Regions from separate parts of the Homo sapiens genome. Here region 2 is linked to region 1. Evidence: chromatin loops called from intact Hi-C (ENCODE). Cell type or tissue: endothelial cell of umbilical vein. All regions are shown on one strand. Links, peaks and the distances in the headings refer to the core of each region. The heading gives the core; the rest is flanking DNA.

The links. Peaks named below come from ENCODE experiments on the same cell type or tissue, not always from the same donor. Only the 100,000 strongest peaks of a DNase experiment are listed, where the experiment ranks them.
Region 2: it touches region 1 in a loop (2.4-fold over the local background); 2 of 110 quality-filtered maps call a loop at or near these places.

What each region holds. Positions count from the first base shown.
Region 1 is chr6:15,891,672-15,897,054 of GRCh38, forward strand. No RefSeq gene overlaps it. Among named protein-coding and RNA genes, the nearest start is that of LINC02543, 100 kb to the right of the region's middle. RefSeq lists an enhancer at 4,587-4,881. In endothelial cell of umbilical vein, for the core only: a CTCF peak has its summit at 2,089 (motif pointing right); a DNase peak (open chromatin) is centred at 2,100; H3K27ac peaks cover 105 bases.
Region 2 is chr6:15,995,039-16,000,421 of GRCh38, forward strand. It overlaps LINC02543 (long intergenic non-protein coding RNA 2543), which reads left to right. Exons shown (of 2, transcript NR_183311.1): 1 at 1-113; 2 at 4,123-5,383. Among named protein-coding and RNA genes, the nearest start is that of LINC02543, 2.8 kb to the left of the region's middle. In endothelial cell of umbilical vein, for the core only: no CTCF peak of the experiment used is centred there; DNase peaks (open chromatin) are centred at 1,173 and 3,093.

The DNA of each region.
Region 1 (5,383 bases), core at 108-5,107:
GTTGTAGTGAGCTGAGATCACGCCACTGCACTCCAGCCTAGGCAACAAGAGAGAAATTCCATCTCAAAAAAAAAAAATTAATAATTAAATGAAATGAAACAAAATAGTAACAATAGAGGATTTCAATATTTAGAATCTGCCTGAGATTCGGCTGTGATCCAATGTTAAGAGTGCTGGTAAAATCCCATCTACCAAATCCCTCCTCTACAGATAGCATTGTTCTTTGCTCCTGATGGCTGGAGTCCCTTAGGTAGAGACCCCACAGGGCCTTTAAGCTGTGGCCATAGAACAGCATTCCCTGACCACCCGCATTGTGTCACCCTGGAATAGAGGCTCTGACTGGCATGAAAGACGGGGAAGGAACATTCTCTTTCCCTAAATGTCCACAGAGAGATACAATTTTAGAATAACTAAGCATAGGCAGGGCACAGTGGCTCCTGCCTGTAATCTCAACACTTCGGGAGGCTGAGGCAGGCAGATTGCTTGAGCTCGCAAGTTCGAGACCAGCTTGGGCAACATGGCAAAATCTTGGCTCTACAAAAAATACAAAAATTAGCTGGGCGTGGCGGCACACACCTTAGTCCCAGCTACTTAGGAGGCTGAGGTGGGAGGATTGCTGAGCCCAACAGGTGGAGATTGCAGTGAGCTGAGATTGCCTCACTGTACTCCAGCCTGGGCAACAGAGCTAGACCTTGTCTCAAAAAAAAATAAAAATAAAAACATAAAAAAAAGAATAATGAAGCATAAATGACTAGATATGTCACTTACCAAGGATATAGGAGTCAGCTCATTTTTTATTCATTCACTGGGCAACTATTTATGGAGTAGGGGTTAACACTTATTGAGCAATCACCATGTGGTAGATGCTGTGGATGTTGTAATGTGCCTCCGAGATCCTGCTTCTTGAATGAATGATTTCAGCTGGAGGGAGTGCTGTTGGCAGGCAGCCTTCAGCTGTCAGCCCCCTTCAGAGGATGCCTTAAATAAAGAGAGCTAATTTGCCCAAGGATACACCTCCAACACATCCTGGGCTTTCTCTCATCCAATGACTTATTGAAATAGGGTGCCAGGGAAGTGATAAAAGCATAGCCCTCTTGCCCCAACCCAGGACAGTTCTGAAAGATTGTCTTATGTTCAGAACTCCCTGCAGAGTTGACTTGTCTTTCAGCCCTTCCCCATTCCTGTTCCTAGCACTTTATCCATTCATTCATTCATTTCACAAATATTAATTAAGCACTTTTCATGAGACAGAATCCACAGGCAAGAGTATATTGGATATATATTCAACAAACTCTACACCATGTAGACTCTACCTCATGTTCATGATGCAGAAGATGTCCTCAGGGATGAAAAGAATCTAATAGAACATTAATATTAATTCCTTGCTTGGGTCTCTGCTAAAAAAAATGTAGAGAAACTCTCATTAAACTGTATTTAATAGAGACAAATAATAGGAACTGAACCATGTCATAATAGATTAATTAATTCTCCCAAAACTAATTGAGAAAGGAGTTGTCAATAGATATCGTCACTGGAATCTAATGGTTTAATTTGGCAGACATCCCAGATAACATTTGGGGTCTATCTGTGTGGGATAAACCTTGCTGCCTTATTCTCCAGGAATGAATACATAGGTATTCCAAGTACAAATGCAGAGTTACCTGAATGCTTATGCAAGCATATTATGGGGTTTTGGTGTACTGTATGAATTAGTAGCATAATTAATAACAGGTCTACATATAAGTAATGCATAAAATATATTATATTTATCTGAAAGTGTTTCAGTAAAATAATGATATTCCATGTTTTAAAAAATAAACTTTATGAGGGAAGAAATGTTTATTACTATCATATGATTTTTTGATAATTTTTTCTAACGATTATGATTTACAGACAACTGATTTTTATGTTTTGGCCCAGTTTTATTTTCATACTGAGGAAGTAAGAAGAAATATTCAAGTTTTTCAAGATGGAGTGAGAGGAAATAGCCACTTCATATGGTGCTCTAGGATAAGAATTCTGCAATCAACAACAAAATACATGTCCTTAAGACGGTGTCATGGCTTAACTGTGCCTGCAATTTATGCATTTTACCACCAGAGGGAGATAAGGAATAATAGTCATCGGAAGCTCCTGAGCCTACAAGCTCCTAAGTGCGTCAATTTTTTTGATTGAAGATAATTCACTCTCCCTCTAAATAATAAGCATACATTTTCAAATTTTGAATGCACTATATATTTTCTAAAATATAAAAATAAGCTATTTTTAAGCAATCTATTTACTGAAAGACAATACCTTAGAAACAGGGGTCAACAAACTTTGTAAGGCAGATAGTATAGTAAATATTTTAGGCTTTGTGAGTCATGATTTCTGTTGTAACCACTCAACTTTGCCATGTAGTTGAAAACAGCCATAGGCAATATGTAAATGAATGAGTACCCTATTTCAAGAAAACTTTAGTTATAAAATCAGACAGTGGGCTGGGTTTGGCCCATAGGCTATGATTTGCTGATCGCTAACTCAAAATTAAGTATTACGAATTCAGTTGCCTACAGTAAAGCAGGCTCTGTAGAGACCATGACAAATCAGGGAGCACATATTTTATTTAATAGCCAGCTCCACTCAGCTCCAGCCGATAGTAACTAGGCAGAATGTGAGCCTAGCATGACCAGATCTTTCTATTTTTCAAAAACAGATGGAAACCTGTATTTTTACATATTTCCCTATTTTAAAATTTTGGCAATTAGTTCAGACACCACCACCACCACCACCATACACACCTTGGGTACCCAGAAAGCAACTGCACAGACTGCATTTGTCCTGTTGAGCAGCTTCTGCTGCAGAGCAACTTTTAAAAATTAAAAATTAACCAGGCTGGGCATGGTGGCTCATGCTTGTAATCCCAGCACTTTGGGAGGCCAGGGTGGGTGGATCACCTGAGGTTGGGAATTCGAGACCAGCCTGACCAACAAGGGGAAACCCCGTCTCTACTAAAAATACAAAATTGGATGGGCGCGGTGGCGCGTGCCTGTAATCCCAGCTACTCAGGAAGCTAAAGCAGGAGAATTGCTTGTACCCGGGAGGTGGAGGCTGCAGTGAGCCGAGATCACGCCATTGCACTCCAGCCTGGGCAACAAGAGCGAAACTCCGTCTCAAAAAAAAAAAAAAAAAATTAACCAATATGCTGAAGACAGATGTGAAGATTTCTATCATTCTTTCATGTAAGTAAAGGAAATCAAAATATTTTACCCCAAAATATATTTCTTTAACATATTTTGAAATGGCTGCTGCAGAGCTGGCAAAGCGAAATGGCCTTGCAAAGCTGTCTTTTATGGGGTAAAATCTGCATCTGTAGAGAATCTCCATTAACACAACCAGGCTCTAGGAGAGATTCAGAGTCTTACACCTTTAAAAGTCTAAAAAGAAACATGTACCTTTGAGGGAGCCTTTATCTACATAATAATGCCAGCTCTGCTGACCAAGCCTATTTCTTTCTCTGGCCCTTAAACTGTCCTGCCACCAAAACCTGTTTGGGGGCAGGCACTGAGTCGTCATTCTTTCTTTAATCTCCAGATAGTATAAAAGCTTCTGTATTGTTGGGTTGGATCTTCATTCTGAAAGTTCCTGTATAGACATGCTAAATTGTATACCTTTTCTGCTATTAATCAACCTGCCTCATGTCAGTGACTTTTTTTAGTGAATCTTTAGAGGGCCAAGAGCCTATGGCCCCCACATAAACACTTACATAGCACTGATTAAGTGGGAGGCACTATTCTAAGTGCTTTGTCTATATTAGCTCATGAATTATCCTCACAGCAACCTTGTAAGGTAGGTGCTATTACTGTTTCACCCTGGGCAAAGAGAAGCTGAGTAATACCCAAGGTTACACAGCTGAGGTCTGGCAGAGCTGGGATTTGAACCTAGGCAGCTCTAAGGTAGAGTCTGTACACATAACCCATTAGGCTGTAACTTATCGGAAAGGGGTCTTGATCCAGACCCCAAGAGAGGGTTCTTGGTTCTTGTACAAGAAAGAATTTGGGGCGAGTTCATGGAGTGAAGTGAAAACAAGTTGATTAGGAAAGTAAAGGAATAAAGAAGAGCTACTCCATAGGCAGAGCAGCAGCACTGGCTGCTTGTCTAAGGACATTTATAGTCATTTCTTGATTATATGTTAAACAAGGGGCAGATTATTCATGAGTTTTCTGGGAAAGGAGTGGTCAATTCCTGGAACTGAGGGTTCCTCCCTGTTTTAGACCATATAGGGTAACTTCCGGATGTTGCCATGACACCTGTAAACCGTTATGGCACTGGTGAGAGTGTCTTTTAGCATGCTAATGTATCATAATCAGTGAATAATGAGCACTGAGGACGACCAGAGGTCACTTTTATTGCTGTCTTGGTTTTGGTGAGATTTGGCTGGCTTCTTCACTGCATGCTGTTTTCTCAGCAAGGTCTTTATGATCTGTACCTTGAGCTGACCTCCTATCTCATCCTGTGACTTAGAATGCCTAACCTCCTGGGAATGCAGCCCAGTAGGTCTCAGCCTCATTTTACCCAGCCCCTATTCAAGATGGAGTCACTCTGGTTCAAAGGCCTCTGATGTAACCGTCTCCCTTCCATGGCTGCTTTCCTCTCTTAATCCTGCACTAAGCTACAGCAATAGAGAGAAGAAGACTCTTGTCTCTCTTCTAACTAGACTTGGGCCTCAGGGTCAAGGTTTCTTCCCAGTCAACTTATCTTCCCAACCCAAGTGTGGACTTTGTGGCTTTGGGGAAAGTCAGGTCTGAGATGACTTCATCCCCTACTGTGAGGCAAACTCCCTAGCAAATGTCAAGTTGAAAGTTTGGATCACCCCATCACTTCTGTGTTTATATTTTATTGTAATTATTTTTCAGTAAAGCTTACTGCTCTGGAATTTGGATTAACTCTACACACAATATTTAGTTTAATTATCCATCGTGCTTTTCTAATTTGTTCTAGCAAGCCCCAAGAAAATGACTTCAGATAATGTGTGGAAAGATTTCTTTCTTAAAGCTACAGTAACTGAATATAAGAAAAGGCCATCAAATGGAAATTAAAATTGCTTTAAAAGGATAGTGATAACTCATGTCTAAGTTTGCTCAGTTGAAATCACAGTTTTGAGAGAGAAGTAGAATTTTTTTTCTCTAGCAAACTTAAAAGAAATGACGAATTAGGTACTTGTGTCACTTTTCTAAAATGCAGCTATGAGTTTTATTGCTGATTCTTGAAGATATTCTGAAAAGTAATTTCAGCTGCAAAGGAAATGCAGGAGGCAAAACAAATTATAGTCCCTCTTTTCAAAAAATGTGAATACCTCTGGGAGACCAGTGAAGCTATCAGTCATACACAATTTAATATGCAA
Region 2 (5,383 bases), core at 172-5,171, 100 kb after region 1:
CATCCCCGTTACACACAAGAGGTCAGAGAGGAAGCAGGGCAGAGCAGTTTTCCTCTGAGCCAGACCTCAGAGGTGGCCGTGGTATTTTTGTTTTCCCTTCCACCAAACAAAAGGTTTGTTACACCTACAAACTTTCCACTGTAAATGAGGTTGAGACTTCATTGAGAAAGATCTGGAATGGAACAGATTAGGTTTTTAAAACCGAATTAAGCTTGAAACAAAAGTTGAGTCAACTATGATGATAATAACATTTGACCTACAAGAATGAAAGGAAACTACACAAGTAAACAAAGCCACATTTAATGATGGAGGCCTATTTGCTTTGTTTTGAAAATACAGGATTATTTTGAGCTTCAAAAGGAAATGTGCTTACGCACAATTTGAAGGTTGTAGTTTCCGTCTCAAAGAAAAATGATTGGAGATTTCACTTGGGTAAAATTTAAGAGAGCTTTGTCCTTTGAGCACCTAAAATCTTCAGAGTTAAGTTGTGATTTGTCTTTTTTGTCTGATAATGACTACAACTAATGTTAACTGAGCATTTGCCAAGGACTATGCCAATGAATTATCTCTTACTAATCAGAAACACAGCACAGTAGTGGTGAGCCAAATTTTATGTTGCTTTTGTTGTATGATAAAAGATTCAAGAGATATAAAAGAAAGAAAAATAAGGTTATCTCTGAATACAGCATGTGGCATTGCTGTTCTACTGGTAATTATGTGAAGGGCAAGATCACTTTTGAGAACATGCTCGTTACTCCTCCAAGACCACATTTAGAGTCCGCATGATCCAAGGACAGCAGCTGTGTTTGTTATCAATTCAGATTCTACTTTGTACTTTGTGGAACCCAATAATGTACCAGCAAGAAACTCGAGTCTCCTATGTTGAGAAAAATGTGACTTTGGCTGTAAGGAGGTTTCAAGAGGCAAAGATTTTTAGTCTCCCTGAACAAAATTTTGTGTTTTGTTTTTTTTTCCAGGAGAGGTTCATATCAATGCTTGGAATATCTGAAGTACAGGCATTCTGGAATTAATGAATATACCACCCATTCAAGCAAGTCAGGGAGTTGTGTTGCAAATGGGAAGGCTTCTCATGGGCCTGGAGACCAGAAGGCAATTGCAGACCCCTTCCTCTTCCCAGGGCAGCCAGCTCACCAAGCTTCTGTCACACTGGCCTCTTTCTGTTCGTCCAACACATGACTCATCTTTTGCATTGGGGCCTTTGTATCTATGTACATTCTGCCTGGAAGGCTCCTTGAACTCTGCTCTTTTTTTTTCTTAGCTCAAAAATCAAGATTTTTTTTCCCCTGACTGTCTTATCTAAAGTAGACTTTCTCAAGTTAGGGCGTCTATTCTAGTCTACAATTGTATGTTATTGCAGGTCATTATTATCTGGCTCCCTTCACCTCCATGTAAGATCCATGACAGCAGGCCCTGTGTCCCTCTTGTTCACCAGTGGGGTCCACTTGACATATAGTTGTTGCTCAATGCACGTGTGTGTGTATGTATGTGTGTGTGTGTGTATATATACACACACACATATACATACATATTATATTTTATATATACATATATATATATATATATATATTTAGAGACAGCGTCTCACTCTGCTGCCCTGGCTGGAGTGAAGTGGCATGATCATAGCTCACTGCAGCCTTGACCTCCTGGGCTCGACAAATCCTCTTGCCTCAGCCTCCTGAATAGCTGAGACTACAGATGTGCACTGCCACACCTGGCTTATTATAATTATTATTATTATTTATTTGTAGAGACAGGGTCTCGCTGTGATGCCCAGGCTAGTCTTGAACTCCAGGCCTCAAGGGATCCTCCCAACTCAGCCTCCCAAAGTACTGGGATTATAGACATGAGCCATTGCACTGGCTCAATGCATATTTATTAAGTGAATGAATGAATGAGAAGTGAATTCATGAATAAATGAATAATATGAATTTAGCTATATTAGCAAAATGGGATATTACAGGACAGCACACAAACCTTATTACTGTTGTTTCTCTGAAAAATATGCCCCCTGAGAATGCAACTTGTGAATGGGCAAGAGACTACATAAAAGGGTTAAAAAGGGCTAGGGCATCAAAAGTAGAAATAACAATATACAGACATGAAATTTGCCTCTGAAGAAGCATAAAGGAAATCTGCTTGCCTTGAATAATCTTTAAGTCTGAAAACACTTCATCTATCAAAATCCTGTCACGTGTCACTAGTTCCCACTCCCAATAACACTTTTCTTGAGAAGATAGAAATGTGCACCCACATTCTTGACTGCATCACGCTTCCTGCAAACATTGCGGGTGGAGAGACGGGAGAAAAAGCATCAGGGAAGTGTTGAAATAACTCATATTAGTGACCCCTAATTCCACAGTCAGTTTTAAGTGGGCAACTCTGTCTTCAGAAGCCTTAGGCTTTTGAATCTGTAGAAATCTGCAGCTCACAATGTAAGCTGTTGGCTACCAGGAAATGAAGGGATGAAATACTAATTTGATGAGTAGAGGAGGGAGGATGTTTGCTCATAGAGTTGTCTGCAGGTTGTGAGAGAGTGCCAGAATTTGGGCTTCTGGAGGAGGGAGAGAAGATTGGAGCAGTCTGAAAGAGAAAAACAAAGTCCTCTGGTCCTGAGACCTTCCGCCAGGGATTGAGAGGCTGGGGTAGAGGTTAGGGGCTGGAGGGAGAAGTGAGAGCTGCAGTTTGGGGAAGTTCTGGGATCTTCTGCTTCTATCCCTGCACACAGCAAGCCATTGGGATTTTCCAAAGCTTCAGGATAGATGAGACAGTGCGGCCCAGAGTCTGAAGTGGCCTCAGCTATGTAGGCAGAAATATGTTGGTGATGCCTGAAGGTTCTTGTGTGAGCATGAGAGTAAGCTGGCAGCTAATTCCCTGCCACTGAGCCTGCTCCTTCTTGTCTTAGGGTTACAGTCTTGGGTTACGGTGTCACTGACATAATCTCCAAAGATCTGATCATGTCTTCTAATGTGTCCTAAGAACCACTTGAGAGGTACCAAGTCCTGTAGAGATTCAGAGGAGGAAAAGTGCACTTCTGGCTGTGGGTCAGGAAAAGGCTCCAGGAAAGAGCTGGCTCGGAGGGATAAGGAGGCTTTTAGTGGATGGGGAAAGAAAAGCATTCAAAGATGAAACAGCGAGAGCAAAGTACAGAGGGAACGCAGAGGTGTTGTCAAAGACTGATGTGGAGACCTGCTGCATGTACTTGGGAGGAGAGGGAGGGGCTAACAGCCACTGGGAACTATGGATGGAGGCAGTGTTCTCAAGAAGAGTAAAACAGTAAAAACAAACAAACAAAAACAAAACAAAACAAAAACAGAGGCTGATGACAAAGGAGGCACTTGAAAAACACCACTTTTGCCAGGGATTGATTGGCATCACCTTCTCCTGAATGAAGTAATCATTTCTTTGACAATAGATATTTATTAAATTCCCACTACATTGCCAGGTGCCATCCTGACTTTGGGAATAAAACAAAGGCTAGTAAAGATGAAAACAAAAGTCCCTTCCTTCGTGGAGTTTACATTTCAGTGGGGAAGATAGGAAGTAAACAAATAACAAAGTCAGTCAGAAAGTGGTAAATCCTATGGAGAAGAATACAGCTCAGCCGGGGAGCAAGGGTACCGGCAGTGGCACAGAAGCCGTGTTGTCTGGGACTGTGAAAGCAGACACTCTGCCTCCCAAGGTTTCATGCACATGCTCATTCATTCATTCATGCTCTTTGCTTATATTTATTTTGCCAGGCACTGGGGCAGAGCTATAAACAAGATGAGCAAAATCTATTCCTCATGGAGCTCAGGGTCGAGTAAGCAAGTAACAAATAAATAATATCATGATAAGTAGTGGTAGTGGTCATTGTGATAGAGAAAAATAGCAGAGGAAGGAGATAAGAAGGGACGGGGGTGGGGGGTGGGTGGGGGATAGTAAGGAGATGATACTTGAGCACAGAAGGAATGAACTATGAATATCCCAGGAGGAGAAAAGCAAGGACAAATGCCCTGAGAGGCACTGAATTTTGAGTGTCACGGAATGGTAAATTCATGCATGACAATGTCTTCTCTCTCCTCTTCTTTCTTTTATATTAAACACATCTGCTTCTCGGCAAAGGATCTGTGTAAAGCAAGGCATCATCTTACTGCAAGGGGAGACATCGCTGGGGTCTGGTTAGAAGATCTGGCTCTATTTTCTCCAATGAAGGTCTTTATAGGAAATCTGCATTAGTGCCTTGTCCATGTTCATAGACCCTCTGCTTCATGGCAGAAGGGCGCTGACTTGAAGGCCCCTAAGCAGCGAAGGAAGGGGAGCCTCTGTCCCCTCCCTAGCTGGCTTCCCTGGCACATGCTGGTTTCCCTCCAATTCTGTGGTGCACATCATGACCAGCAGAGGAAAGAATTCAGCTGGACCACCTCAAGCTCTGTGTGACGGAGTTGAAAGCTTTGCTGATGTATATGTTGGTGGTCAAGGAAGGCTTTCTGAACACTTACCTGGTGCCCACAGAGGCTCTGAGAGCTGGAAGCTGGAAAGAGTCAGTCTGGGGTCCTAAAAGGTATCTTCTCTTCAGTGCCAACATCAGGGGCATATTGGTGATAGAAACAGGGTCTCTGCATGGCTACAGGCACCATTAATTGGTTCAGTTTTCTTCCATTTCTCCTGAGCTCACCCTGACCCTATGCACTGCTGACCAGGAATTCTAACCCGCAGCATCGTGGGTGGGCCCACCTTGCAGCCTCATCACGGTTGAGTTTGTTACTCTTATTGATGAAGAAACTGAGACTCAGAAGGATAAAGGCCCCGACCCAGGGTTACACAGTGGTGGGGCAAGGACATGAGCCCAGCTTCTCTCACTTAGAGGAAATCTGCAAGGACGATCATTGTGCTGAAAGAGGAGTGGGAGGGGGTCTGAACTTCTGAGGCAGCCTCGCTTCTGCAGCGTTGTCTGTGGTAAGGACACACCACCCTGGCTGCACATTAGAATCACCTGGGCAGCTTTTAAAACTTACCTCGGGCCAATTAAAACAGAATCTCTGGAGGGGAGACCCAGGCATCGGGGTTTTTTTTCCAAAACTGCCCAAATGGTTCCAATGTGTAGCCCAGATTAAGAACCACTGTTTAATGGCAAACTCAGTTGCAGCTGTTGAAAAGTTTTTTAAATGCAATAATCTTGGAATTCTCTTGTTTTAAAAAGGACTAATAGCTTGCTATTTCTTCCTTCTCTGGTCACTCCAGAGTAGTCATTTTTCAAGATAAGGACCTGGGTTAAGTGAGCATAAAAACATGAATAAAAATTAAAATAAATTACTAAGTGAGAAATAAAAGCCATGAATAATGTAACAAGGGGAAGAGCTGGAAGAACTAGGGCAGAAAGCAA